2 separate regions of the Homo sapiens genome follow, and region 2 is linked to region 1. Evidence: chromatin loops called from intact Hi-C (ENCODE). Cell type or tissue: CD4-positive, alpha-beta T cell. All regions are shown on one strand. Links, peaks and the distances in the headings refer to the core of each region. The heading gives the core; the rest is flanking DNA.

Region 1 (8,341 bases), core at 177-8,176:
CTGGCTGGAAGATACACAATTATGGGACTGGGGAGTCTACTGGGGATGGTCAGTAATTGTAAGGTAGATGTGCAATTCCACATCAAAACTTATTCCACAACCCATCCTAAGTAGTCATTGGTTCAATTTCAAATATCTCACAGAGCATCAGCATGAGTAAATATGTCCTTAGTTGAATACAAATGAATAACCCCCCTAGCCACTCTTCTAGAATTTACAAGGTTTTTTTTTTTTACTGTATAAAAATACATCACCTGCTCTAGTCAGGTTATAAATATAATCTGTGAATTTTTTTAAAGTTTCATGTCCAAGTAAAAAAATAAATACATTAAATAGCAAAAAATAAATAAATATATTAACTAATAAATATATCCAATAGCAGAAAGATATTACAAAAATCTTATACAAGTATGGTCTCAATTAAGATTGGGGATGCATAAAGACAATCATGCAAGGAAGCAAGTAATGCATAAATAAGATACACTGTGACCAGCACAAGACTAGTACAGTAAAGAGATGGTGGTTTGGGGTCATGCCTCCTCTGCAGGTATTGAAGACTGGAGCTCTTGACCTCGAATATTCTTAGCAGCAGCATCACTTTCCTCCTATTCTGTCTCCTCCATCCATTGCAGAAGAATGTCTAGTTCCCCCAAAGCCTTCACAACTGCTGCCTGAGGTTCCAGCTGAAAGAGACACACACCCATGTGGTTAGCAATTCATGAGACAGCATTTGCTCCAGGACCTATCTCTTTTATGGATAGGTCTGCTGACAATTGTAAGCAGAGCATTCTTTTCAAGATGAAGCACTTAAAGAAGTTATAGAATCTCAAGATATCACACAAGGAAGGGAAATCATTGAGTTCATCACCCTGGTCTTATGTACAGAAACTGAGGTGCAAGGGGGTAGCAGAAGTAAAACTGCTACTTAAGACTCTTGAATCACAGAGATCAAAATAATCAAGCTATTTTCTTTAAGAAACGTGTGTGTGTGTGTGTGTGCACGTGCCTGTGTGTGTGTGTAGGGGTTGCCTACGGTGCACACATCAGTTGAACAGATATTGATTGTGCCAATCACCTAGCTGATGGTTAGGGATGAAAAGGTGAATGGCACAATCCCTATCCACAGTTGAGTGAGGAGACTGGCAAAAACAGGCAACTAAAATGTAGTGTGGTGAATAAAGGGATGAAATTCCTACAAGATGATGTGGGAGGCATCTAACTCTGAGAGAAGGAGCCAGCACCTTCCTGAAAGTGATGCCCAGGCTGAGTCTTTAAAGGATGAGTAGGATTTAGTCAGTGAGGAGTGAAATCCAGGCCTTCCTGGCAGACATGAGAAGGTGTGAAGGTGAGAAATTGAATGGCATGGGTGTGTGTGTGAAATTGTGAGTGTTTTCAAAGGTACATAGAAGTGTGTGAACATTGTAAAACTATTGCCTCTGGTTTGTGCAGCTAAAAGATCCAGATGTCACTGTAGTGACTTGATGGAATCATGGCCATTCCCTTTCCATTTCCAGAGCATCACCCAGAGAGGGTACTCCTCTAGAGCCTGGATGGGTGTCCCCTGGGTTAAAGCAAGGGCTGGTCCTCATGATTTCAGAGGGCTATGAACCTGAAGGCTACAGGATGTCTAACAGTGAATAACCATCCCACCTACCTATGATCTCAGTTCTTAAAACACACCCATCCCAATCAATGCCAAAGTCGCATATACCTTTTCAAAGTGACTCAGAATCTGGCTGTATTTCTTCATTGCTTCCTCCCCACAATGGCATGTCATGTGGGCATGCTGAAAAGGACCCAAAGAATAATAGATTATATTACAGATTCTGATTTTTTGCCATTGACATGAAGCAGGCAGAAACTCTACTCTTTCACCCACAACCCTGAGGATGCTTATTCCTATAGAAAAGCTCTTTCAGACCTCACATTTGGAATCACTAAGTTCATCATCAGCTAGGAGAGGAAGCCACCTTTTAGGCTCAAACATGGAACTCATCACTTCTTTTTTAGAAATAGGCAGGCAGTACTGAAGGCATTTGCCATCCCCGTACCCCATCTGGCCTCCCCACAACCCCCAGCTGTAGTCTAGGAGCTCTATCCCAGAGCTCTTTGAGCCCCCATGAGAAAAAAAAAAAAAAGAATTGAATTCCTAGGTCCTATTCAGACTATATTCTGAGGTCAAGCTCAATGGTCTACTAATTGACTGCCTAGACAGAGGACGCACTAATATACTGTAGGATACCTCACCTACAGAAAAAGTATAATTTCAAAGACAACAGAGTTATCATTAATATCAAATAGTTAGCATCTTATAGTTCTTTAGACTTTGCAAAGTACTTTTTGCCTAGAGCATATACCGAAAAGTCAATAAAACTGAGTTCTTATTACCTAGTCACATGTCTCAACACAGATTATTAGAACTTTTGGACTCAGTTTCTCCATCCATTAAATGGAGGTAGGAAAGAGAGTTTAGTTGCTAAGCCATTGAAGCTGTGTGCTGAGATGCATCCTGTCACCCAAGACCCACACTCACACAGAGCCGGAGGTCCTTCTTGATGGTAAGAAAGGAATTGGCGAGGCTGCTGATCTTCCGGAGAGTATAATGGTCAGGGGTCTGGTAGTTTTTAAATACCCTGTCCAGATAGAGTCTTAGCAAATGGCGCAGGAGGCAGCATCGATTCGCAGGCTGCAAAAAACCACAGGTATATTGGTGAGGGGAAAGGGGAGAGCAGAGACAAGACCAGGGTGATGGAGATGCTCCCACTCCACTCCTCCTCCCAGAGTTTGTCTGGGCCAAGCACATACCTTTGTGTCTTGCAAAGACTCAGTCCTCCTTAAGATTCTGATGTCAATGTTTCCATCTTTGGCTTGCTAAACAGAAGAAGACAAAACAAGCAAGGATGAGTCAGTGCCTGCTGCCAGGGTCTTCAATATCAAGACTTCTCATCCACTCCCTGCCAAGAACTAGTGGGAGGTGTCCTTTCCCAAAACATTTTAAATATTTGAACTACAGTTATTTCTTTGGAATACATCCCCCGGGTAAGGAATCCCCAGCCTGCCTCTTTTTATGATTACACTGCCAGTACTGCCAGGAAAGAGAAACGGACAAGGAAGGAAGAGAAAAGGCTTTCAGGAGAGGTAGATACCCGCTTACGTACCACACTGCCCCGTATCTCAGAAAATCCATTTCGTATTTCCTGAAGGTTTGTGGCGATCACACAGCTTCCCAAATTGAGTGTCTTCAGTCCAGTGGAAGGAGTCCATAGGAGATAAAACGCAGCAGAGAGAAGGCTGAAGGCAAGACTAGAGGCTTTCATCTTAGGCCTGAAATCTGGAGACCACAGGAGCTAGGAATTCAAAGAAGAGAGCATGACTTACTGAGTTTCCCCTCCTCCAAGTGTCCACGGGGTGAGGGGTGGGGGGTCAGGGGAAGAGAACAGCCTTATCTGGCCTCAGACAGTGTGGCCCATCCACGCAACTTACTAAGAAAAACTGCCAAGCCTCCCGTGAAGAGAAGATTTCAGGTCTGAGTTCAGAGTCTGAGTGCGAGTTGGTGGCACAGGTCGTGGCTCCTTTATTCTGTCCCCATCCTGGCTCCGCCGTTAGTGCCCAGCAGGTAAGGCCTGGAACAGCAGGCACTTGCAGTGAATAGATAGAGAATGACATTTCAGGGGAAATGTCAAAACTTGTTTTGGGGAATTGACGCATATAGCCTCCCCTTCCAGAAAGCCAACGTAGCTCACCCTTCTGGTCCCCTCAGACCCACAGGGGAACTGGGGAGAAATCGAATCTCACAGAAGCTGTGGCTGCGCCATCGAAAACACCTAGGGGGAAATTGTCTGGATTTTATGGCCACCCACAGGGCAGAGAAACTGAGCTCTGTTTGGCATTTGTCTGAGATCAGATAGGTTATTTGAGGGTAACAGATTCGCTTAAGCCCCAGAGGCAAATAGAAAGTCAATGATTTCATAACAAGCCTACTGCCAGGGAAAGGCAAGACGTGATGGGCAATCAGCCCGATTCCACCTAACACTCGTGTCTGGGACTCCACAGCGCCCTCTGCAGGAGGACTGTAGTCAGGCACTCCTGGGTGGATTCGAGAGTACACGCTTTCCTGGACCTGCAACTCAGGTCCTAGACCAAGCAAATGGTCCCAAAAGTCAGAGAAGAAAGGCAATGACGGAACTCATTTATTCTTGGGCGAGCCTCCTCAGTAAGAGAGCAGGTTAGGGTGTTTGCTGAGTTTTAAGATAAAATAATAATGGGCTGAGGTTAGGGTAAAACAATTGAGGCACTCATTTTAGGTGCAAAATTTAAGGGAGCACTAAAAAACCTCAGTCATCAAGATAAAAATATTTTAGTGCAATATCAAAATGAATTAAAAAGCTTATGACAAACAAAATATCAAAATTTTATATAAAGACAAAATTCGACAGTGCCATGCTGAGCCATATTGAAGCAAAAGGAAAAATTTGTACCACTATTCACATGTTTTCATGTTTCATTCTTAATGGTTAACTTTGTTTCTCAAAAGCATATGATGAAAATATTATTGATGAGTTTCCTTCCCTTAAAACCAGGACAGTAAAATTATAATAAATTTTGTTTGGGGCAGAAATAAAATATTTAAACTTAAAGTCATGAGTCGTAATAAACCTACTTTTTAATTTTTCAATTTTCTCAAATACTTTAATATTTTTGAAAGAAATAAATACATAAAATTTATAAAGACATATATATATACACACACATCATATATATATATGCACACATCCATATATATATGGCTGGCTCCATAGCTTGGCACAGCACTGATAATCATTATCACTTACTGAATTTTTCCTATATGCCAGGCAATATGCTAGACATTTTTTACATTTGTGACCACTCGAGATACTGTCAAATGTAGGAAAAGGAAAAAAGCAAACCAAACCCAAAAGAATCAAAGAGGACTCTGGGTTTGGAGACAAGAGAACTGGGTCCAAATAAATCCTCGCTTTACTAGTTTCCATTGATGTGGGTCATTCCAGTTTACCCAGCACTGAGGTTGGGGGGCAGGGAATGGTTCCTGAAATACGAAAATTTCAGTTTTAAAACTGGAAAAACCACAGGTAAACTGGAATGAGTTGGCCACCCTACCTCTATGTGACCTTGGACAAGTCAACTCACCTCTGAGTTTAATTTTCTTAACCCCAAAATGGTGATAATTAAACTTAACCCAGAAATTGTTTTGATTTTAAATCGATTATTTAAATACAATAATCTATGATTTATACACTTAGCACAGAGCAAGTGATCAATTCATTTTAAGTAGAGATTGATGTTAGTTGTCCTGAACTAACAATTTGATGAGCATTTAATGAGCACCCGCTGTCTTGAATGTTGTGCTAGGTACTGAAGTACAAAGATAAACATGATGATTATTTGTCCTCAAAGAGATTTTGTCCTCGTGGAAAAGGGTCCTTTAGATGTGACCTTGAACATACCTGGGTAAATGATTAGGAGAAGTAGGTGATCCTCACAACAACGTGAGCAGTGTCAGTAGAGGGTAAGATCTCTTACCTGAGCTCAGGAAAGGCTGCTGCTTCTGGTCTCCTAGGAGCCTGTTTCAAGTTGAAAGGCTTCCCATTATTTATATCTGTATATACATGTCACATGAAGGAAGTGAGCTCAGGCAGGTGAGGGCTGGAACTCCCTTGGAATTTCTCTGGTGGCATTGTTCTTCCTCAAGCACTACAGCAGCTTAATTGCAGGACAGATTACCCCAACACCTTCCTCCTGGAAGAAGCACTGCCTGAGGGGATTACTGGTTGTAGCTGTGGATAAAGGATGTGCCTCCTTCTGGCTCCACCTTCCTGCTTGATAAAATGATGGATAGAGAAGATCTGAGTTACTGAACTGGAAGAGAATTCTGGGGGATTCTCCTGCTCTCTCCTCTAAACCCAGTTCCCCTTAACCAAGTTTCTCCACAACTCCAGACACTGTGGGCTCATTCCTGCTGTTTTTCCTCAGCCCTTGCTATCCCCACCATTGCTCTCCAACATGGCCACCCTTCCCTCTAGTCATCATTAAAGATGAAACCCAAATCCTTTATTCCTGAACAACTCTGGGCTATACCAATCCCTCCCTTCTCTGACTTCCAATAGCAGATTTTTCTTTGGCAGTGAAAGCATCTAATGTTGTCCTGTGTTTCATGGAACTTGGTCTTTTCTCCCTAATAACACTGGAAAATTTTTTAGGCTGGGACTAGTCCATCATGTAGGACCATGCTCCCAGACAAAATTAAATTCAAAGAACCTGGGATGAATTATAGACAACGCCTTGGAAACATAAAGATGGTAGAGACTATCATATGTTCTTTATCAACTTATTAAAAATTAAATATCTAAAATTCTGAAGTCTTATATTTGAGTCCAAAGACTCCACATTACAGTATGACTTTGGCATATGATTGTGTCTTTCTGGATCTCAGTTTACAAATCTGTAAAATGAGAGAAACAGACTAAACAGTGTGTAAGGTCTTTTCCTGTTCTGACATTCAATGACTCTTTGTGTTTCTACCTTTTGGATCAGAATGTTCTTTTCAACATCTTTTGATATCTTCTTAAAGTTTCCTGAAAATAAAGACCATGGCTTTTTATTGTAATGCTTGATAAATGTTGAAAATATGTACAAATATCTAATCTAAATATCTCTTAAACTATTTAAGCTCATGCCTATTTTTCCATCATTGGTGCCAAGTTAACCATTTCTCATGATCATATATAAGTGTGATTAAAGTAAAATCGGGAGATGTGGTCTGATGAGAATAGTTGAAATCAAGATTTTCAGTAAATCTAGGCTTGTATAAGCCAGTCATGTCAGTCAATTCCTTTTCATTAACCAAGAAGAACCCAATTGCATTGTTTTAAGTTACCTGTAATGATTAATTAAACTTAGTATTCACACACAATCCCAAATCTTTTTTTTTTTTTTTTTGAGACAGGTCTCACTCTGTCGCCCAGGCTGGAGTACAGTGGTGCGATCTCGGCTCACTGCAAGCTCCACTTGCCAGGTTCATGCCATTCTCCTCCCTCAGCCTCCCGTGTAGCTGGGACTACAGGTGCCCACCACCCCGCCCGGCTAATTTTTTTTGTATTTTTAGTAGAGATGGGGTTTCACCATGTTAGCCAGGATGGTCTCAATCTCCTGACCTCGTGATCCGCCCATTTTGGCCTCCCAATTCTATTTTAATAATCAAGTCTCCCCTTTTCCTATCTCAAAATACTTTATCCTTTTTTTTTTTGAGTTGTTTTTAAGACAGGGTCCCTCTCTGTCTCCCAGGCTGGAGTGCAGTGGCACAATCACAGCTCACTGCAATTTCCTGGGCTCAAGTGGTCCCCCCATCTCAGCCTCCCGAGTACTTGGGACTATGGTGCGTGCCACCATATTTGGCTAATTTTTTTGTATATTTTGTAGAGATGGGGGTTTCACCATGTTGCTCAGGCTGGTCTCAAACTCTTGGGCTCAAACAATACACCCTCCTCAGCCTCCCAAATTGTTGGGATTACAGGTATGATCCCACACCCAGTTCAAAATACTTTATTCTTTTAAAATTCACTTACCACATTCCACATCACATTCTGTACAGATACCAACTTACCTCATCTCCTCTGCAAAACTTCCCCTGCCCCACTCTAATCTGTCTCTTCACCCCCATTTCCCAAGGCAGAACTGATTCCTCCCACCTTTTCACCTTAACTTTACCTTGTATATTGCTTTTTGTATTTATCACGGTCAACTACAATTTTTTAGTTGCATGTCTCTATCTCTCACAAACCTGAGAGCTCCTTGTTCATCTTCTTGGTCCCAACACCCAAAGGCTCCTAGCAGGTGCTCAGTGAACATTTGATGACTATGGAATGAATATATTGATTTGTCACTGTTCCTTCTTTCTGCTATGTTCTAAAGCCTGAGCTCTATGATTTAACTTATGAGGGGACCCTGGGGCTCCCCTGACACACATCTTCTTTCATATAAGGAATTCTACCTCAATGGCAAGAATTTCCTTATCTAATGATAGACTATTCCTCCTGGACTGTTAGAGCAAGAAGTGATTTTTAAGTACGAGTCTAATTCCTTCATTGTATACATGGGGAAACCATAGTTCAGAGAGGTGAAGTAACTTGCCCAAGGTCATTCAACTGGTAAAAGGCAGACCCCAAAGTTGTATTCAGTAAGTGTTCATTCCAGTACATGACACTCTTAACGCATGAGAAACTCCTATAGTAAATAGCTTTTCTTAAAAATGAGACTGAGAAGGAAGCTTTTCCCATCTCATAATTCTGGTAGAAGAAATGAG
Region 2 (8,341 bases), core at 170-8,169, 56 kb after region 1:
ATTTGAACTTTTATACAACCACAAAACAATTCATTTCCTCCCAACAAAATGCAACTATTCAGCATATAAAACAGGCGAGCATCACCTTCTCCCCAAATTCAGGATTATAAAGTCTCAAGTCATTGTATCCGTTTGAATTACTTCTCAAATTCAGTCACAGTCCCATCTGAATATGTTTTCTAAAAACCAAATTGCAAAGTTAACTTCCAACAAAACCTGTATAAAATGATATGAATAAGAAGAAAGAATAAAATAATTAATATATACAAATACACACAGTAAGCAACTAACTAGTCATGAGGCCATAATTATATTTATAACTTCCTTCTTCCACTGCCTATTTTATGTTTCCTTTGCCTTCATCCAGCACCTCACACGGTTGGGGTTTTTTATGTGGTGGGGTAATCCATCTGGCCTGAAGGGTCTGAATCATCAGTGGTTATGCCTTTAGCCAGGGGCTGGGGAAGTGGTCATCTTCCATTAACTTTTACTATTGGACATGAAAATCCTAAAAGGCACCCCAGAAAATCCCACTGGGTTCCAGATATTGTCCTCTTTGGGCCCATGGAGTGGCAGCAATCCAATTTCACTTTGGTAATCAGTCGCCCCAGTCATAGAGTAACCTTCTTCTTAGCCTGTTGGTTTGGCATCATGAGGATCCCCAAATGGCCAAATGGTAGTCTCATCTTCCAAACCAATGGGACATTGATGTATTTCCTGGTAGAGACATTTGTTCCTTAGGAACCAAGACTCCAAACCAACAGAGTTCAAAGGCACAGGGATGAAAAGCAAAAATTCTGTGAGTAGGCTATGAGATGTGAGAGTGTGAAGAGCTAGTCCCTCTTCCACCCCTGATTCGCAGACCTGTGTAGTCTGGCTACAGGAAATATGGAACCATATAGTTGGTTCTGTGATTCAAAGTATAATCTACATCCTGTAATGTAGAACCCCATCCCTTCAGACTGTAATCTCCCAACTGGTACCATAACTGAATCTTCAGTAGACCATCAAATCTTTCTATTAAGCCATCTGCTTCTGGGGATTAGCATATGTGGTTGTACCAGTTAATTCCATGGGCATAAACCCATTGCTGCAGTTCTTTTGAAATTACTTTCTTGATCAGAAGAAATGTTGTATGCAGTACACCATATTTTGTAGTCACAGCTGCCAGAAGATTTTTGGACAGGAAAGCAAATCTGCACTCAGAATTCATATCTCCTGCACTAAGGAAACATTTTTCCTTCCCTCCATGATGGAAGGGTTGCACTGTAATCAATCTGCCCCTGGGGGCTGGCTGGGACTTTTAGGGAGTTGTACCATAACAGAGGCTTACTTTAGTTGGCAAGCTAGGAATTCAGCAGTGTTGGTATTCAAAAAAGCCTTGACTAGGGTAAGTCCATGTTGTTAAATCCATGCATAGTCCTCATCCCTGACATTATGGCCACTTTATGCTCAGGGCCATTGAGCAAGCACAAGAATAGCTGGAGAAAGATATTAACTGAAATCCACAGGATGCGTCATTTGTCCACCTTCAATCAAGAGATTCTAAGTCTGGAACTGGCCTAGGTCTGGAAATAGAATGAAAGGCAGCTCAAGTTTTTGGTCACCAAACTTTTTTTTTTTTTTTTTTTTTGAGACGGAGTCTTGCTCTGTCACCCAGGCTGGAGTGCAGTGGCGAGATCTCGGCTCACTACAAGCTCCACCTCCTGGGTTCTCGCCATTCTCCCGCCTCAGCCTCCTGAGTAGCTGGGACTACAGTTTCCTGCCACCACACCTGGCTAATTTTTTTGTATTTTTAGTAGAGGTGGGGGTCACCAAACTTTTTATATAGTTCAGATGACATTTTAGTAGCTGGCCATCTTTTTCATTCCTAGATGCACCATGATCAATTCGCCTCACTAAAAATCTCTAGGTTTCAAAACAGTTTGATTATCACTATGCCCTTTCTGTTTTTTATGGTATTTATCTTAGTCTATTTTGCATTTCTATACAGGAATACCTGAGGCTGGATACTTTATAAAGAAAAGAGGTTTATTTTGGCTCGCAGTTCTGCAGACTGTGCAAGAAGCATTGCACTGGCATCTGCTTCTGGTGAGGGATCCAGGAAGAATCCAATCATGGTGGAAAGCAAAGGGGGCATGTTACATGGTGAGATAGGAAGCAAGAGAGATGCCATGCTCTTTTAAACAACTAGCTCTCAGGTGAACAAATAGAGTGAGAACTCACTCGTTACTCTGAGGAGGGCACCAAGCCATTCATGAAGGATCTGTCCCCCTGACCCAAACACTTCCCAGTAGGCCCCACCTCCAACTCCAGCATTGGGGATCACATTTCAGCATGAGATTTGGAGGGGACAGGCATCCAAACTATGTCAGTATTTGCAGTCCCCTTGTCTCTAATGGTTAAATTATAGCATTTGGCCTCTGCTATATGGGAGTCTCATCATTTCTATTAAAATCAGAGATTCAACTCAATGGAGGTGTCTTTCACCATCATACCTGGCTTATAGAAGACAGCCACCACAGAGCTTTTCAGAGATGCAAGTGCTACCTTCGTCAATGTGTTTCTTAATGTCTTTATGAAAGGATTGTCCTCTAGGCATTCTGGGGGATGGATGTGAGGCTGGTAGATGTAGAGATTTCATGTGATAAAGTCACTCCATCATTCCTTCCTCCTTAAGTCTTGGATGCCTTCCTCTACATTGTGTCAGGGAAGTTCTGGCATTCCAGCCTTATTGAACATATGCCACCATTGAGTCCAAGGTTTAGTCAGCCAACCAAGAAATTTTAGAGCCACTTCCAGTTACAAGAGCTAGCTCACTAAACCCAGAATGTCTCATAAATACCCCCAATAAATTCAATCCAATCCAGTGCTATAGTCTATCCTCCTTGGTCTAACACCCTTAGAATCTATTCTCACACATATTTCCCAAGATTCTGCCAGTATTTATTAGTAAAGTCTTGCACTTCTTTTAGTGTATAAACTATTCTGAGTCGGACTTTGTCCATGCCCTCCAACCCCCAAAGAAGGGTGAGATCCGACCCTAATGGTGAGGCAAGTGGCAATAAAGAGAGGTTGGGATGGGTCTTGAGAAGGAGAATTCATTCCCTTGAAGGAAACTGCCCCAAGTGAAGTTGTTATAAGGTTTTTCACAAACGTGGTTGGGATGGTTGATTCCACACCTGGTGGTGATTGCTGAGCTGCAACATGCAATCTACTGATGAATCTGGGGAAGTTCCTGTCAGACTCATTATAAATGAAGGACAGTATCTTGCAAGTCATTTAATGGAAATTTGTCCTTATCATTATCCTGGGCCCAACCCCACCTCCCAGCTACTATATTTCTTGTTTGAAGCAGGTCTCATCTAATGCACCCAGGCTGCTACAGTGCCATCTAGTGCCAATTGCACAACCCGCCTTATACTTTACATGCTACTTACAGTAGATCAAGAGGGCAGATTCACCTTTTCTGGTGGTTTTCCTAAAACTAGTTAGATGCCCAGAGGTTGGTATGGTACTTTTTCAGTCTACAATGGTGCAGTATAAAATCATCTTTTGAAGTCCCTACCAGAACTGTGGGCTGGGCAGAGAAATATTCTACCCAGTTGGCCAACAGAGTCTTCCCTTGAAGCTGAGCTAAAGTGAAGACCTGCAGGAAAAGCCAGTGGAGGTCAGGCCCACAGACAGCATCTTCTGAAGTTCATGCCCACCCACCCCACACCAAGTACAACTAACAGTACAGACTAAAAAGCCTATCACATGTGGAGATCTCACATAGGTATGTGGAAATCATGCATTATTATCCCTTCCTTTCAGATGAGAGCAGTCTTAAGATAATGAACCAGCTTGGGTTTACACAGATAGCAAATAGCAGAGACAGGTATTCCAGCCCAGGTCTGCTGCCTAGGAATGCTGTATCTACCACTCTTCACAGCTCCTAGGTGAAGCAGTGGGGGCAACACCCATGGGGGCTGCTTTGAGGGACATCATGATCAACATATACAAAGACTGTTTGCCAAGAACAGAGAGCAGCTTTGCTCTCTCTCCCTAAACAAGACCTGCTTTTGAGTTCATGGGGAGTAGTACAAGTTTGTTTCCAGAACCTTCTGCCTTCCTTCTCTGTCATACAGAATCCTCATGCACCCTCTTCACTCATGATGTCCCACCCAGGCTGTCCTTTCCTGGCCAGCATCTCTAGCCCCTGCAGCCTCTTCACTACATCTGTCTCTCACCTTCTTTGTTGCACCACAAGGGGTCCTTATTGTCCACAGACCAAATGGGCTGGGAGCCTTTTCTTAGGACTCCTGCTAAGACTTGTGTCAACTGCAGGCACACATACATAGCAACAAGCCCCTCTAAGGTGGATGCTTTGTCCTCATGGCAACACTTTCTACACTACCCTCTGTGAGTTTAACCTACCGCGAGTTTTCTTGTACCTGGAAGTCTTAGGGGCTCCTCACCCTCCCACCTCACTCCATTTACTCTGTCTCAGTGCCAGATCTCTGCTCACCTAGTTTTTTCCTACCTCACCCCACCATGCGTGCACATGGGCACACACACACACACACACACACACGCACACACACAATTCCCTTCATACCTCTCCCTAATTTTCTGAATTCTATCCTTCCTTCAAGGCCACAGTCACTCTACATGCACGGTTAATTCTACTCTCAGAGCTTCACATCACATCAGTCAATATCTTTTGTTTGGTATGGTTTGTTTTTTGTTGTTGTTTATTTTTGTTTAGATGGAGTCTCGCTCTGTTTCTCAGGCTGGAGTGCAGTAGTGCAATCTTGGCTCACCGCAACTCCGCCTTCAGGGTTCAAGTGATTTTCGTGCCTCAGCCACCAGAGTAGCTGGGATTACAGGCATATATCACCACACCTGGCTAATTTTTGTATTTTTAGTAGAGACAGGGTTTCGCCATGTTGGCCAGGCTGGTCTTGAACTCCTGGCCTCAAGTGATCTGCCTGCCTCAGCCTCCCAAAGTGTTGGGATTACAGGCATGAGCTGCCACACCTGGCCTATATCAATTTTTATGGCACCAAATTAGGAACCAAAAGCACTATATAATGAATGTGTTTATTTACTGTTTTAAATATGCTTTCTGCTCCATTTTTTAACATCATAGTTCATCTCTTTAATAGAAAAAAAGTTTACCATCACCTTAGAAATTATAGTTAAATCAATTCCCATAACTTCTTTCTATATATTTGCTTCTATATATAGTTACACCATTTCAATGTTTCTTTTTGCCTTCCTCCTACAAATATAAATTGCACACCATTTCTTTGTCATACACAGTGCTAAGACCTGGGAATTCAGTGACAAATAAAATAAACATGGTCCCTGCTTTTGTGGGGTTCATACTCTAAGAGAAGACAAATGTAACACAACTAAACACATAAATATATAGCTACAATTTGTGATTAGTGGTCTGAAATAAGGGTGCCAAAAAAACAAAGGAAACTTATTTTCAGATTTTGAGACCAGAGAACATCTGAAGAGGTGATATAAGTAAGCTGAGATGTAATGAGAAAGAAGGAGCCAGGAAAAGAAAGGGTTGAGGGGAGAGAGTTCCAGGTTGAGGGAACAGCATGAGTGAAGGCCCTGAGAGAAGAAGGAGCTTAGCATGTGCACAGCAAGAACTGATCAGTGGCTATATGACTATAGCATGGTGAGTAGAGGATAGTGTGGCTGGGCTGGGAATAACTGCAGAGGTGGAATCAGGCAAGGTCTTGAAGGTCATAGTAAGGAACTTGAGTTGACTCTACATGCCATAGGATATGGTTTGGCTGTATCTCCACCCAAATCTCATCTTGAATTGTAGTTCCCATAATTCCCACATGTCATGGGAGGGACCTGGTGGGAGGTAATTCAATTATGGGAGCAGTTACCCCCATGCTGCTGTTCTCGTAATAGTGGGTGAGTTCTCATGAGATCTGCTGGTTTTGTAAGGGGCTTTTCCCTCTTTGCTCAGCACTTCTTCCTGCCACCATATGAAGAAGGACATGTTTGCTTCCACTTATGCCATGATTGTAAGTTTCCTGAGGCCTCCCCAGCCCTGCAGGACTGTGAGTCCATTAAACCTCTTTCCTTTATAAATTACCCAGTCTTGGGTATGTTTTTATAGCAGTGGGAGAACGAACTAATACCCATAAGAAGCTTTAAAATTATTTTAAGCAAGGAAGTGACATGATCTGGTTTACTAGACCATTGGATGACATGTACAAAATGGCTTAGAAGGGTTGAGAGTGGAAGAGACAGGCAACTTAATAGGCTGTGACAGTGGTCCGGATAAAATATGATATTGACTTGGACTAACACGATACCAGATTGATAGTGGAAAGGGGACCAAATCGTAATATATTTCAGAGGTAGAATGATAGGACTGGGTGATAATTTGTACCAACTCTAATTTATCCTTATTGTGATACATTTTTTACTGGCTTGCTCAGGGAGAGTTCCGGGAATTGTATTTTCCGAGTGCATACGTTATGAGTGACAATTTACCTAGGCATAGAATTCTCAGGTCACACAACTTCTTTCCTTCACAGATTAAAATACTTTGTTTCATTGTCTTCTCACATTTAGAGTTATGGAAAATAAATCTGAAAAATGCTTGACTTGTTTTCTCCCTGCCTATTTATTTATTGAGTTTTTGTAGTATTTTAGATGTAAAAGTTCTACCTGAATATATTTCAGAGTAGTAGCTCTTTTCTATCTGCCAATGTGATGTTATTTAGCCTACCTAGCATTCATCCCCCTTTCTTCTGAAAGTAGCAACCCCATTTTCCTCTGGGAAATGATATTTCCCTTATTTGCAGTCCATATGACTCTAGGTAAAGCTGACCCATCCTCTCATCCCAGGAGTGGGTGTGTGCTGCCGGTGAAATTAAGGCAACAACGCTTCTCAATTGCATAGATTGATTCAAGGGTGAGTACATGACCCAAGCCAAGCCAATCAAAATCAACGAGGATTAACCCAAGGTTAATGGTACATGTATTAGAACTCTCTTTTCCACTGGGATTGGTAAACTGGGAGAATGTGAGTCTGGAGATACTGAATGTCACCCTACAGGAACAACCCTCCCAAGAATGATGGCAACCCAGAAAAAAGCAAGAGCAGCAGGGATGGATTCCTAGTGAACCCTTGGACTTCATTAAGTGAGCCAGCAAAATTCCTTTTTTGTTTAAGCTGGTTTGAACTGAGCCTGACACGATCCAGACTCCTGATGAATACAGTAAGCGCATTCAGTTTTTAAAATAAGATTTTACTTAAAGCCATTATATTTTCTACATATGGCTTCTGCTCCAAAAGAATCTGTTCATTATCTTTAGGAACTCCTGTTATGTGTAGGTTAGCTCTTTGATATCTGTATTTCACGTTTACTCTATTCTTTCATTTTCATTTCTTTATCTTTTGCTTTTGTGTTCTAGGAAATTTATCTTCAGTTTGCCTTTTACTCATTAATTCAGTTTTCTGCAGTGTCCATTTGTAAGCTATGGCTTCCATTTTGGAGTTTAATTCAATAACTGTGTTTTCCAGCCTGATAAAATATTTCTTCCATTTGGATTGTTTCCTTTTTATAATGGCTTGCTCTAGTCACACAGATGTAAATTGTTTTAGCATCTAGCATATGGCATTCTTTGATAAACAGAAAAAAGTGAATGAGGTTATTATTCATTTTTCAGCTCAATGATTTTCCTGAATCTATCACTTAACTCCCCTTAGCCTGCTTTGTCTTTATAGCCTCTACCACCTGGTATATATCTGTATCAAGACCTAGAGCAATGGCTGCACAAGTTGGCACTAAAATCTATTTATTGGACATGTAAACGGATCAGTACAGATGTGTTTTCACTCTTAATTTGCTCAAAGTCCCATTGAGAAGGTAAAACTAGCACAAAAAGGTAAATAACCATCCCAGGCAGCTAACTGAGAGCTATCAGAAACACATACATGACTAATAGCTAAATAAATTGTGCCGATACAGGTGTGTACTCTAGAAGCAGAGCCAGGTATGCAGACAGCAGGTAGCAGGTGATCATTTAGTGCTTGAATGATCAGAACAGTGTCCACAGAGGATCCAAGGATTGAAAGGAACTTCAAAGAAGGGTATGATTTAGAAAGGAAGGAGTCTGGTGGATTCTTCTAAAGAGCATTTCTCTGGGATTCAGATAATTTCACCCATGCAGTTAGCACCCATTCTATCCTTGAAAGATACAGCTGCTCTTCCTATAAGGTAAGAGAATTTCAGGTTTGAACAGAGAATTTTAGATTGAAAAATTCAAGCCCATTTTCTATTCTTCCACCCGCAAACAAAGGTGCGGAAAG

The links. Hi-C counts contacts between places; a loop is a spot of excess contacts. Peaks named below come from ENCODE experiments on the same cell type or tissue, not always from the same donor. Only the 100,000 strongest peaks of a DNase experiment are listed, where the experiment ranks them.
Region 2: a loop joins it to region 1, with 2.2 times the contacts of the local background. A loop is called at or near these places in 5 of 110 quality-filtered maps.

The regions. Positions count from the first base shown.
Region 1 is chr1:206,860,829-206,869,169 of GRCh38, reverse strand. It overlaps IL20 (interleukin 20), which reads right to left and starts at 3,547. Exons shown (of 6, transcript NM_018724.4): 1 at 3,484-3,547; 2 at 3,159-3,347; 3 at 2,806-2,871; 4 at 2,534-2,686; 5 at 1,712-1,786; 6 at 1-683. The coding sequence starts at 3,317. The coding sequence ends at 606. In CD4-positive, alpha-beta T cell, for the core only: CTCF peaks have their summits at 3,846 and 4,052 (motif pointing left); a DNase peak (open chromatin) is centred at 4,049.
Region 2 is chr1:206,804,736-206,813,076 of GRCh38, reverse strand. The region is part of intron 2 of IL19 (interleukin 19); the gene reads right to left. Among named protein-coding and RNA genes, the nearest start is that of IL10, 36 kb to the right of the region's middle. In CD4-positive, alpha-beta T cell, for the core only: CTCF peaks have their summits at 3,182, 3,387 (motif pointing left) and 4,239; DNase peaks (open chromatin) are centred at 3,396 and 4,276.